Linked DNA regions of Homo sapiens: region 1 is linked to region 2. A link is a loop called in an ENCODE intact Hi-C map of the cell type or tissue named here. Cell type or tissue: dorsolateral prefrontal cortex. All regions are shown on one strand. Each heading gives the region's core, and the rest is flanking DNA. Links, peaks and the distances in the headings are about the cores only. Region 1 has its middle 19 kb from the start of MIR4719. Region 2 has its middle 74 kb from the start of MIR4719.

What was found. Peaks named below come from ENCODE experiments on the same cell type or tissue, not always from the same donor. Only the 100,000 strongest peaks of a DNase experiment are listed, where the experiment ranks them.
Region 1: it touches region 2 in a loop (4-fold over the local background); 1 of 110 quality-filtered maps calls a loop at or near these places.

Annotation. Positions count from the first base shown.
Region 1 is chr16:76,885,179-76,890,568 of GRCh38, forward strand. It overlaps the pseudogene LOC100128497. Among named protein-coding and RNA genes, the nearest start is that of MIR4719, 19 kb to the left of the region's middle. In dorsolateral prefrontal cortex, for the core only: no CTCF peak of the experiment used is centred there; no DNase peak of the experiment used is centred there; H3K27ac peaks cover 1,269 bases.
Region 2 is chr16:76,939,941-76,945,330 of GRCh38, forward strand. No RefSeq gene overlaps it. Among named protein-coding and RNA genes, the nearest start is that of MIR4719, 74 kb to the left of the region's middle. In dorsolateral prefrontal cortex, for the core only: no CTCF peak of the experiment used is centred there; no DNase peak of the experiment used is centred there.

The DNA of each region.
Region 1 (5,390 bases), core at 106-5,105, 55 kb before region 2:
ACTGCATGACCATTTAAAAAGCAGAATATGATGGGAAATATTTTGTTCTATAACTTAATTTAAATATACAAACACACAAACCAATAAAAATAATCTAGCAGAAGATAGAAGGATTTAAAACTAAGGGACGTTGGTTATTCCTTCTCTCAGATTTGTTAGATTTAGACTCTGAGGAGAAAACTGTTCTCCCTGTGTCTGTTTTTCCTGGTCTTAATTTTCTTAGCCCATCTGAAGGCTAAAAATGTAATTAAATTGTACAATCCTGACTTGCCAAAATTCCTAAATGAATTGGAAAATGGCTTATATTTGCATGGAACACCGCTGTATATTGTTATAATGCATTATGCATGTTTATTTGTACATAGATGTCTTAAATATTAGCTTTGAGTAAGTTTGCTTTCTCCATCAATTAATTATCACATATCATCTATTTCACAAAATTGTCCTAGTTTGCTAACACATGATGTTTATTTATCTAAGTATTAGTTTGAGGAATGGGGTATTTTCATAGTCTCAAAATGTTTATTAATTACAGAAAAGAGTAGCTATATTATGGAGATACCTGGTGGATACCACCTTAACTAGATGGTCAAAGTTAACATCACCAGTAATGAAGCAAATTGACATCATTCCCTGCTCATAGAATCCACTGAGAAAAAACACAGCATCACTGCTGTGGTGTTCCTGCCTAGAATGCATAACATGAATCCCATCATGAGGAAAACATCAAACACATTTAAATAACTGGCCTGTTAAACCTCCAAATTTCAAAGTCGTGAAAAAGAACAGCTGAGCAATTGTTGCAGATTTGAAAGATAATAGACATGCCAACTAAATGGAAAGCAAGAGCCTGAATTAGATGCTAGGCTGAGAACAAAAATAGTCATAGAGGACATTTTGTTGGAAACTGGTGAAATTTGATTATAGACTGAGAACTAAATTATATTACATCAACATTAAATTTCCTCCTTTAATAAATGTGTTTATTTAACAGCATATGTTTGAACTTAGGAAGCGCATACTGAAGTACTCACAGATAAAAGGGTGCCATAGCTGCAACTTGCTCTATAAATGGCCAAATGACTCGGAAAATAAAGCATGTGTGTGTGTGAAGAGAGAGATTGAAAGAGAAAGGAAGGGGAACAGGGAGAGAGAGAATAAGGCAGATGGAACTACTACTAAAATAGGCTCTATACATATGTATATATAGTGGTGCTTGGAACAGAGCCTAGCATGATGTAAGAGCCAAGAGTTGTCCTTTGTTACGTGTAAAATACATGACACCTGATAGGTTCTCCATGAATAATATAGTATTATAATGAATCCAATTGAAAACCGCTGCCTAATTTTTATTTTTTAACTTTGAAGCCTAAAAAATGCAGCTATGAAGATAGTACTGCATATTTCTACATTATTCCAGTGCATTAATTTAGCATCTATTAAACAGAACATAGGAGCTATAACATACAAGACTGAGTTTGTGCTTAAATAAAAGGTACAATAGGCAATAATTGTTTAGAATGCTTTGCGCTGCTTTTAAAGCTCTTTAAATGTACCCAACCACAGCATACTAATTTTAAATAATCAACTCCTATAGAGTAATTGGGGTATAGTCTTAACTCATTTAATAATACTTACTTAGCTAAGGGCTTCCACATCAAGCTAAGCACACAGATTTTTATGAAGCTATTTTGTAGATACTTGGGCATTTTCTTTTAATACCTCGATATAATTAGTTCAGAAGGCCCAGTAACAGTTTGAGATAATTGTGCATAAATTAATTGCTAAAGGGCACAATTAACTTTTTATTAACATTTGTGACAATAAACATTCAACTTGGTTTCTAATATTTCATAAATTCCATATTTTAATTGTTCCTATATTAAGTTTTATTACTTAATGTCCTTGAATATTTGCCTTGGGGACCAAAGCAAACACTCTCAATGTGGTTAATCCAAAGGAAAAACCTGCATTTGATTAGACACTGGGAGTTGGACAAGCACGGGCTTCAGTCTCCACTGCTGTCAGAGGCAAGGAAGAAGAGTTCCTTGATAGGAAACTTCCCGAGAGGACAAGCCTATAACGAAAGTAGTGTTGTCATAAAATGAGGTTGCTTATCTTTTTAAGGAACCCTGATTTTTCAATTATCAAAATCGAGCATCACCCTGGAATCACCTTACGATTTGACGTGTTCAATCCTGAATTAAACATCAAGGATGTGGTAGGTTGTTCACTCCTCAGGGCTCACAGGGTAGCCTATTCTTGACTTTAAGTAGACCCTCTCCTTACATGTTAAAAAAAAAATACCTAATTCCTCAAAGAGGAATCATCCAATCTTCCTGCCTTGGCAGCGTTAAATCTGGCTCTAAAATACTGGGAACCAAGCATCCTGCTATTTTTGGTAATTTTCAGTAAAACCTCTTCATATTACCCTCATTTCCATCTGATGCTTCAGAGCTTAAAGTCTCTTTTTAGCAGTCTCATTAAATATTTAGATACAAATTCCCTTAATAGGGAGGCATTTATATGATTAACTGATGTAGTAATTGACTATATTTTTGACACTTGGAACCACTCTTCCAGTGGCTTCTCTCCTAAGGTTACTTAAACTTTGTTACTCCAGGGGCACTGAGAGTTACACTGTTATTTTTTATTTTATTTTATTTATTTTTTTAATAGAGGGTCTCTGTTGCCTAGGCTGGAGGGCAGTTGCACAATCACAGCTCGCTGCAGCCTCGACTTCCCTGGCTCAAGCAATCTTCCCACTTCAATGTCCTGAGTAGCTGGGTCTACAGGTGCATGCTCATGCCCGGCTATTTTATTTTATTTTATTTTATTTTGTAGATACAGGGTTTCTTTGTATTGCTCAGGCTGGTCTCAAACTGATGAGCTCAAGTGACCCTCTGACCTCAGTCTCCCAAAGTGCAGAGATTACGGGCATGAGCCACTGTATCTGGCCTGGTAGAGACCTTAAATACAAAAGCTTTCTGGGCTTGTTCTCAGAGGCAGTGTAGAAGGATTCACCAGGAACCTGAGTCCTCCACACACAGCCTGAGATTCTAGGGGGCCTCATAGAGGAGGCTGCTCTGGAAGGAAAGGTGATGGAGGAGCTGGGTGCCTTAGGCTGGGAACAGGGGAAGATAAATGTGGGACCAGGCTAGGTGACTGAAACCCCTGGGAGTACATCAGTAGACACAGTGCAGGATCCACTGCCAGGGCCATCTGGGAAGATGCCCCCAAGGCACTAAATGCACTCTTCCTCAGGCCTGCTGGTTTCCTTACACATGTAAATGAAAAGAGCAAATTTGAAAAAGTAGATTTTATGAAAAAACCTCCATTATATATTTTTAACAGTAAAAGGCAAATTGCAAAGCTTTATATATATTTCATAGTTTATGTACATATGTGTGGGGAGTTTTAAATGCAGGACAAATCTCAGTTCTCAGGGGAGGCATTGGGGTTGGGAGGAGATGATAAAATAGAACTTTTTATGTTTACACTTTTTAATTTTATTGATTTTTATTTATTGCATTCTTCTAAACCATTTCAATACAAATCAAAATGTGAGAACCACATGTGATTCTAAATTTTTAGTAGTTGCCTTTTAAAAAACAGGTGAAATTTAACTTAAATGTATGTTTAACTTACATCAAAATTATCTGTGTAATCAATATAAAATGATTAACTCCATTGTATAGTTTATAGTCAATCACTGTGGACCAGCCACATTTCAAGTGCTCAGTAGTGACATGTGACTACTGGCTACCAGATTGGACAATGTACGTTTATAGCATTTAATTCATTATAAGTATTTATTTTCACAATACAACTAATTTTAATAATAAAAATGTATACTGAACAAACTAACACAGGAACAGAAAACCAAACACTGCCGGTTCTCACTCATAAGTGGGAGCTGAACAATGAGAACACATAGACACAGAGAGGGGAACATCACACACCCAGGGACTGTCGGGGGTTGGGGGGGTGGGCCAGGGGAGGCAGAGCATGAGGACAAATGCCTAATGGATGCAGAGCTTAAAACACAGATGACGGGTTGACAGGTGCAGCAAACCACCATGGCATATGTATACCCATGTAACAAACCTGCACATTCAGCACATGTATCTCAGAACTTAAAGCAAAATAAATATATATGTATACTGAAAATGGCTACGTACAAATGTCTCAACCATCCCATTTCTTTGTATTGATAAGAATATAGCTAAATACCCTAACTATGCCATTTGTTTGTATTGATAAGAATATAGCTGAAGCAGATCACTTTCTCATTAAGTTGTCTCATTAGGCTAATCGAAGCAGGTAGCTTTCTCCTCAAGGCCTAAACCACCTTGATACCAAATAACAGCACCACTTTTAATCTCTTTCCACTTAAGTAAGTGCCTCATCCAATAACTGCACACGATACTCATTAATATTGATAAATATTGAAGAAGGAAATAAATCATAATACCTGTGCTTTGTAAATAGCATGGAACAGTGGGGGGAAAAATGCTCCTATCTCTGGGAAGCATGAGACAAATTGCAGAGTCATTATCAAGCACAGCCCTAGGGGCCTGGGGGAGAAAATCTGCTGGTCCCAGTCTGAGACTGAAAATTTAACATGCGCAGAACCTGGCCAGAAAGTCAAAAAAGTTGACATGACCAAATCATGAGTAACTTGGTTTCTCTCTTCCTGGAGAGACAGTTAATCTCAGTGTTGATAAAAAGGAACTCCTTAGTGTCCTGTAGCCAAAGTTAAACAAGAGAAAATATTACATTCACTTTTGGTGAATGTAGCCACCAGCAGAAAAAGTCACTAAAACTAGGAAACTTGCTTCCATTGAGACTGTTTTTCCAGGTACCCAGAGCTGTCTAGATAGGTTGTTTTGTAATGAACGGCCACTTTCTTCCTAAGAAATACCTTCTTCCATAACAGCTGTGCAAAGCTAAGGAAACAAAGTGGAGATTCATTTCTCAAGTCATCTGTAAGAAGCTGTTTAATTTTATTCACTTGGTTCCAAACTCAAAGCCCTATAGTTATTCTAAAGATCTTATGGGAAAAGAGAATTTCAGTCCTCCATGGGGCCCCCTCCATGGTAAGGGGATCATGGCTGTGGCACTACCTTCCCAGTGAAGCCCATTTGGTTCATATAGCAGGATGGTAGGTGACCCCTTAGAATCACTGTACATAATGACACCCATCTCATAAAACATCAGTGCATGCTCAGGAGACATTCCTGGAAAAAAATTTAAAAAAAAATTTAATGCACACTCTCATACTCACACACATCACATGAAACATACACTCACACATATTCATAACACAAAATTAAGACACATGCAGACCACAAACACAACAGATGCTACACATATGAGTATCCACAAAT
Region 2 (5,390 bases), core at 279-5,278:
ACACACAATTTCAGGGAAAAAAGAAGGTGGGGGCAAGAAGAGCAGCAAGGAGTACTAGGAAGCAAAGACAAAGTGGTGCATAACTGAGAGGCAGCTAGTCATCAGCCACACAGGGCATCTCTGTGCTGTCTGTACAGCAACTCCCTACCTCAGATCAACGTATCAGAGGACAGAGAGGACAATGTATTCTCCAGCTCTCTCTCATCTCCTGTCTTTCAATGGTCAAAGTTTGCCCCACTGGGAGTGAGTCCCTCCCCGTTTCCAACATGGGTCACTTGAGCCTTTCAGGTACCCACTGGTGAAGCCGTAGGGCACTCCTGTGGCATGGCACTCCATGCTGCCCAGAAATGGTGGGAAGAGTCACAGTCTCAGTGAGTCTATCAGGTGAAAACTTCCTGCTGGACCTTCTGTGTCTCCCATCCAGTGATAAAAAAAAAAGAGTCCTTTCCAGAAGCCAGCCCTCCTCTGGGGGAGAACAAAGTAGCTTGTGTTGCTATTAGACAATGTGTCTGTGGCCGTGGTTTGGAGGTTGCTATAAAAGCTGAGACTTTCCATGAATAAGTCAGTAGCCCATGACAGAGTGAGGCCAGGAGAAATGTGACCTATGCAAGTTTAACATGGGAAAAGAGATAAATGAAAGTCAACAAAATAAAGCATCTTGAAAAAAATTAAATTCCTGCAAAAGGAGAAATAGAAAGCTGTATATCCCAGAATTTATGTTATTGGAATAAGTAGCCACCTGCCCTCCCAACAGAATGAATAAAATAAAAATCATAATATTTAATAATGTTACCCCCTAAACCATTTGTCTTCAGCTGGTGTGAATATAGAGAAACAGTGAAAATTAGATTAATCTACCCCCTGAGATTGAGGATTTTAGTTAAGCTGACCAGACTAAGACAAAATAGAGAGAAAACATAAAACATATTTTATGTCTGAAAGTAGTTATTTTGAGAGAAAAGATCAATATTGTGTTTGATGTATAAATATATACCTACACACGACAAGGAAAAAGCATTAATTCAAGGAAAATCCGTACTAAATGTGATGCCACAATGTTTTTAGCTGTTACCATTTCACTGGGAAAAGAAATGCTAGTTTGAATAAGAAATACTAATTGCATGAGAAAATACCGATAACATTATTTTAATTAACATGTATTTGTGTTATTAGAACCTAGAAAATTTTGATTCAGAAATGATTATAAGGCATTTCTATGTGTCAATCTTTGGGTTATGAATGAGTCGGGTCCTAAGGGCACACATGGTCTTGGAAGATGGTAATAGTCAAAAGTGATCCTGAAGCATGCTAATATGAGAAAAAGCTCATGCATGTGGGATAGGCAAACATTTGGATATCAGGTTACTTTTCCCTCTGTGTTTCTATAATCCCCATGGCATGTAGCACAGCAATGAGTTCATTGTTCAGTAAAGTTTCAAATATGAAAGGATACTCCTGCAACCTGTCCTCCTCCCTGACTGACCAGATAGGACCTCTTTTCCTCTTGCCCCTCAGGGGTTGCCTTCTCCAAATGACATCATTTATTGTAAATGATATACATTTACAATACAAAATGTTTTACATTTATATGTAAAACACATCTGTCAGTACTGATGAAATAAATGAATGAATACATATTTCATTGATTGACCTAATATGTGACATGATACAATGGAAATCACAAAGGACTTGGAATTAAGAATTGTGGCTTATGGCCAGGCGCGGTGGCTCACACCTGTAAACCCACCACTTGGGGAGGCCGAGGCTGGCGGATCACAAAGTCAGGAGATCAAGACCATCCTGGCTAACACGGTAAAACACCGTCTCTACTAAAAAATACAAAAAATTAGCCAGGTGTGGTGGCAGGCGCCTGTAGTCCCAGCTATTCAGGAGGCTGAGGCAGGAGAATGGTGTGAACCCGGGAGGTGGAGCTTGCAGTGAGCCGAGATTGAGCCACTGCACTCCAGCCTGGGTGACAGAGCAAGACTCTGTCTCAATAAAAATTTAAAAAAATCAAAAAAAAAAAAAAGAATTTTGGCTTACAATACTAAGTAAGAGACTTTCAGCCATGTGATGTTGGGAAAGGAATTTTACCGCTGTAGTCATCAGTTTCCTCACTGAAACAAGGGAATTCTAATATCTGCTGTGTTAATACTAATATCTGCTCTATTGCTATAGGACCAATTGCTGCGACAGAAACCCAAAATAAGAGTAGCAGAGCAAGGCAAAAATTTATTTCCTCTATTCCTGAAACAAGAGCTTGAGAAACCCATGCCCCTGATATGGAAGCTCTAGTGTTAGGAACTCATTGTTCTGCCAGTGCCATAGCCAGTGACGTAGCCGAGTCTGTCTGGGGTAGGTGGCCCATCATCACATTCTGCTGGATCTGCTGGATCCACATTCCAGCTGACAGAAGGGAAAAAAGGGGAGTGAAACAAGGACTTCTATCTTTTATGGGCATACTCAGCATTGTGTTAGAGCTGGCTTGTACTGGCTCATGAGGGCCGGTTGTTCAATTTTCAGGAATTGTGTGAGCTGTTAAACACAACCTTTATTAAAAATTAAATAAATTTACAATTATATTAAAAAGGAGGGCAACAGGTACTCAAAACTCAGCGCTTCCTAATTATATATCTTACTGCTATTTTTGTATGGTTATTTACTTCTATTGTGAGTATATAGAAACACAATATAATGGCATACTACCGCACATCTCTTTGTGTCAGTGAAGAAATTTTATGTTGGTAGCTTCAGATCAGTTATGGTAGAAATCAGCAAACACTGTGATGTATTGTTCTGTTAATTTTTCAACCCAGAGCTGGCAAACCAGATACAACTTATTTTGGTTTAATACTTGAACAAATAATTATTTTATTTTTACATTTTAAAGCATTGCTACAAGGGGGAGTAGAGAGAGAAGAAAGGGAGGGAAAGAAAAAGTAAGAAGGAGAGAGGGAAGGAAGGAAGGAAGTCCAGCCGGCCTTCATAAGTAGCTGCAATGACTGAAATATTTACTACCAGGCTCTTTATAAGAAATGTTTTCTAACTCTTAATGGAGAAAATACGAGTAGTGCAAATTAAACTGAAAAGCTTGCTTGCTGGCCAGTCCCACCCTCAGCTTCTAGAAGCTGCCTCATTCTTTGTCCTGTTCCCCCTCTAGCTTCAAGCCAACAAGGGAGAATTTCCTTTGTGTTGAGTCCCTCCCTTGCTTTGACTCTCGCCAGGAAAAGCCCAATCTCTTTTAAGGTTTCACGGGAATAGGTCAGGCACATGGAGGACAATCTTTCTTAGAGTCAGCTGTACCAAATGACATAACCTAATCATGAAGTGATATCCTATCATATCTATAGATCCCCCTCGGAATTGAAAGGATGGTTTATGACAGAGTTGGATCACTGTGGGTCATCTTAGAATTCTTCCTGCTACAATGGGAATCGCAGTCTCTCCTACATCTTCCTCCTTCACAGTATCATTTTGAGAATTTGATGAGATCGTGGATAAATAAAAGCACTTCATTATAAGAGATGCTATACAGCCCAAAGTGTTACTGTGATTGAATTCTATTTCTCGAATTCATATATCTGAATTTTTGGTAACAGTTCTTTTCCAATTCCTTGTTTGGAATCTGGGTTGAAGGTATATTTTCAACCCTGTTTTGGTTTTGAACTTCTTCCAAGTAACCCTGAAGAGCTTATTGAGTTCACCCTTAGGATGGGGTCTGAGAGCATGAGTAATACAAGAATTACTTCATGTTCTCTCTAGCAAGTTCATTGTTTACTGAATGATTATTATTATTATTATTATTGGTATCCTGAATGCAAGACTTTCTTTCCTTCCTTCCTTCCCTTTCTTCTTCCCTTCACTTACCTTTCTTCTTTCCTTCCCTTCACTTTCCTTCTCTCCTTCCCTTCACTTTCCTTTCTTCCTTCTCCCCCTCTGCCTCTTCCTCCTCCTCTTCCTTTCTCTCTCTCCTCTTTCAATTTCACAAATACACTTAGAAAAGTGCACAAAAAGCAAAGCCATTTGGAGTTCAGCAATGAAAAATTAGCATGTACCTTTAAGCAGTTTTGCGGCATTTTGTCTTTGGCCAGAAGCCAAAAGATAATTACAGTTTTTAAAAGTCATCTCTGTAATGTGCATCTGTTGCCCATGGTGTCCATTCATAAGCTATTCATAAATTTTGTAAGGAGGAAATGAGGAGGCAAATATAACAAATTCTTGCTCCTCACTGAGCCAAGCCTTTCAATGAGATGCTTTCATGTGACCATGCACGCTAGAATCTCTGATGGTTCTTTCAATGAAAAGAGTTACAACAGTAGATTTTAGTTCCTTTTTAAATGAAAGCAGTATTTCAAGTATTGATGGTTAACAAGAACTTACTTCAGGTGCAGAAATGAAATACCCAACAAGCTGTATTTCTCACAAGGTCTGCAGAAACACTTGAAACCCATGTGCATATAGATAATATAGAAAGAAAACCTAGCATCTGCCATTTCATATGCCCAGGATGTCACCTCCGCCCTATCTTCTTAACAAGAATAATGCCCCTAGCTCTTAAGATAAAAAATACACTGGGGGAAAGAAATCTCAGCAATATATAAAAACATAGAAGTCTTGTACCCATGAAAGTTGTACATTCTTACTTCTCTACTTCAAGAGCCCTCATAGGATGTCACAGTGGCAAAAGACCGCAGGTACTCCCAGAATTCCCTGCTGCCTGAAATATAGTCAATATTTGACTGCCTGTTCACTGCAAACAATAGAGAAAAGTTATATAGGATAATTAAAGCCTCCAGGACAACAGAAAAGATTGAAATGATACAAACAAAAAAAAATAAAGGATCATTGCGTTCAGGAATTATAAACCTCTACACTTCCCACCAGCAGGCAGGCACCAACCTCTAAAACTCCTTTTCCTGATAGCAGTTGGACTGGGTAAGGAAATGGGGTCTTGTGTTTGACCCATTGTTGAATATGCAAGAAATGAGAAAAAAAGGAAGGAAGTAGGGGAGGGATGGCGAGAGGGAAGAAGAGAGGAAGGAAGGAAAAGTATCAAGTTATAGGACAATAATAATATCAAGTCAACATAAACTATACCCTGTCTCTACTAACATGTTTACTATCCCCACTGTATTAGATAGCCTTTTGTTTTGTTTTGTTTTTCTGAGACAAGTGCTGGAGTGCAGTGGTGTGATCTTGGCTCACTGCAACCTCTGCCTCCCAGACTCAAGCAATCCTCCTACTTGGCCTCCTGAGTAGCTGGGACTGTAGGTGGTGGACACCACCGCACCCAGATAATTTTTGTATTTTTTTTATAGAGATGGGGTTTTGCCATGTTGCACAGCTTCTGAGCTCAAGTGATCCACCCGCCTTGGTCTCCCAAAGTGTTG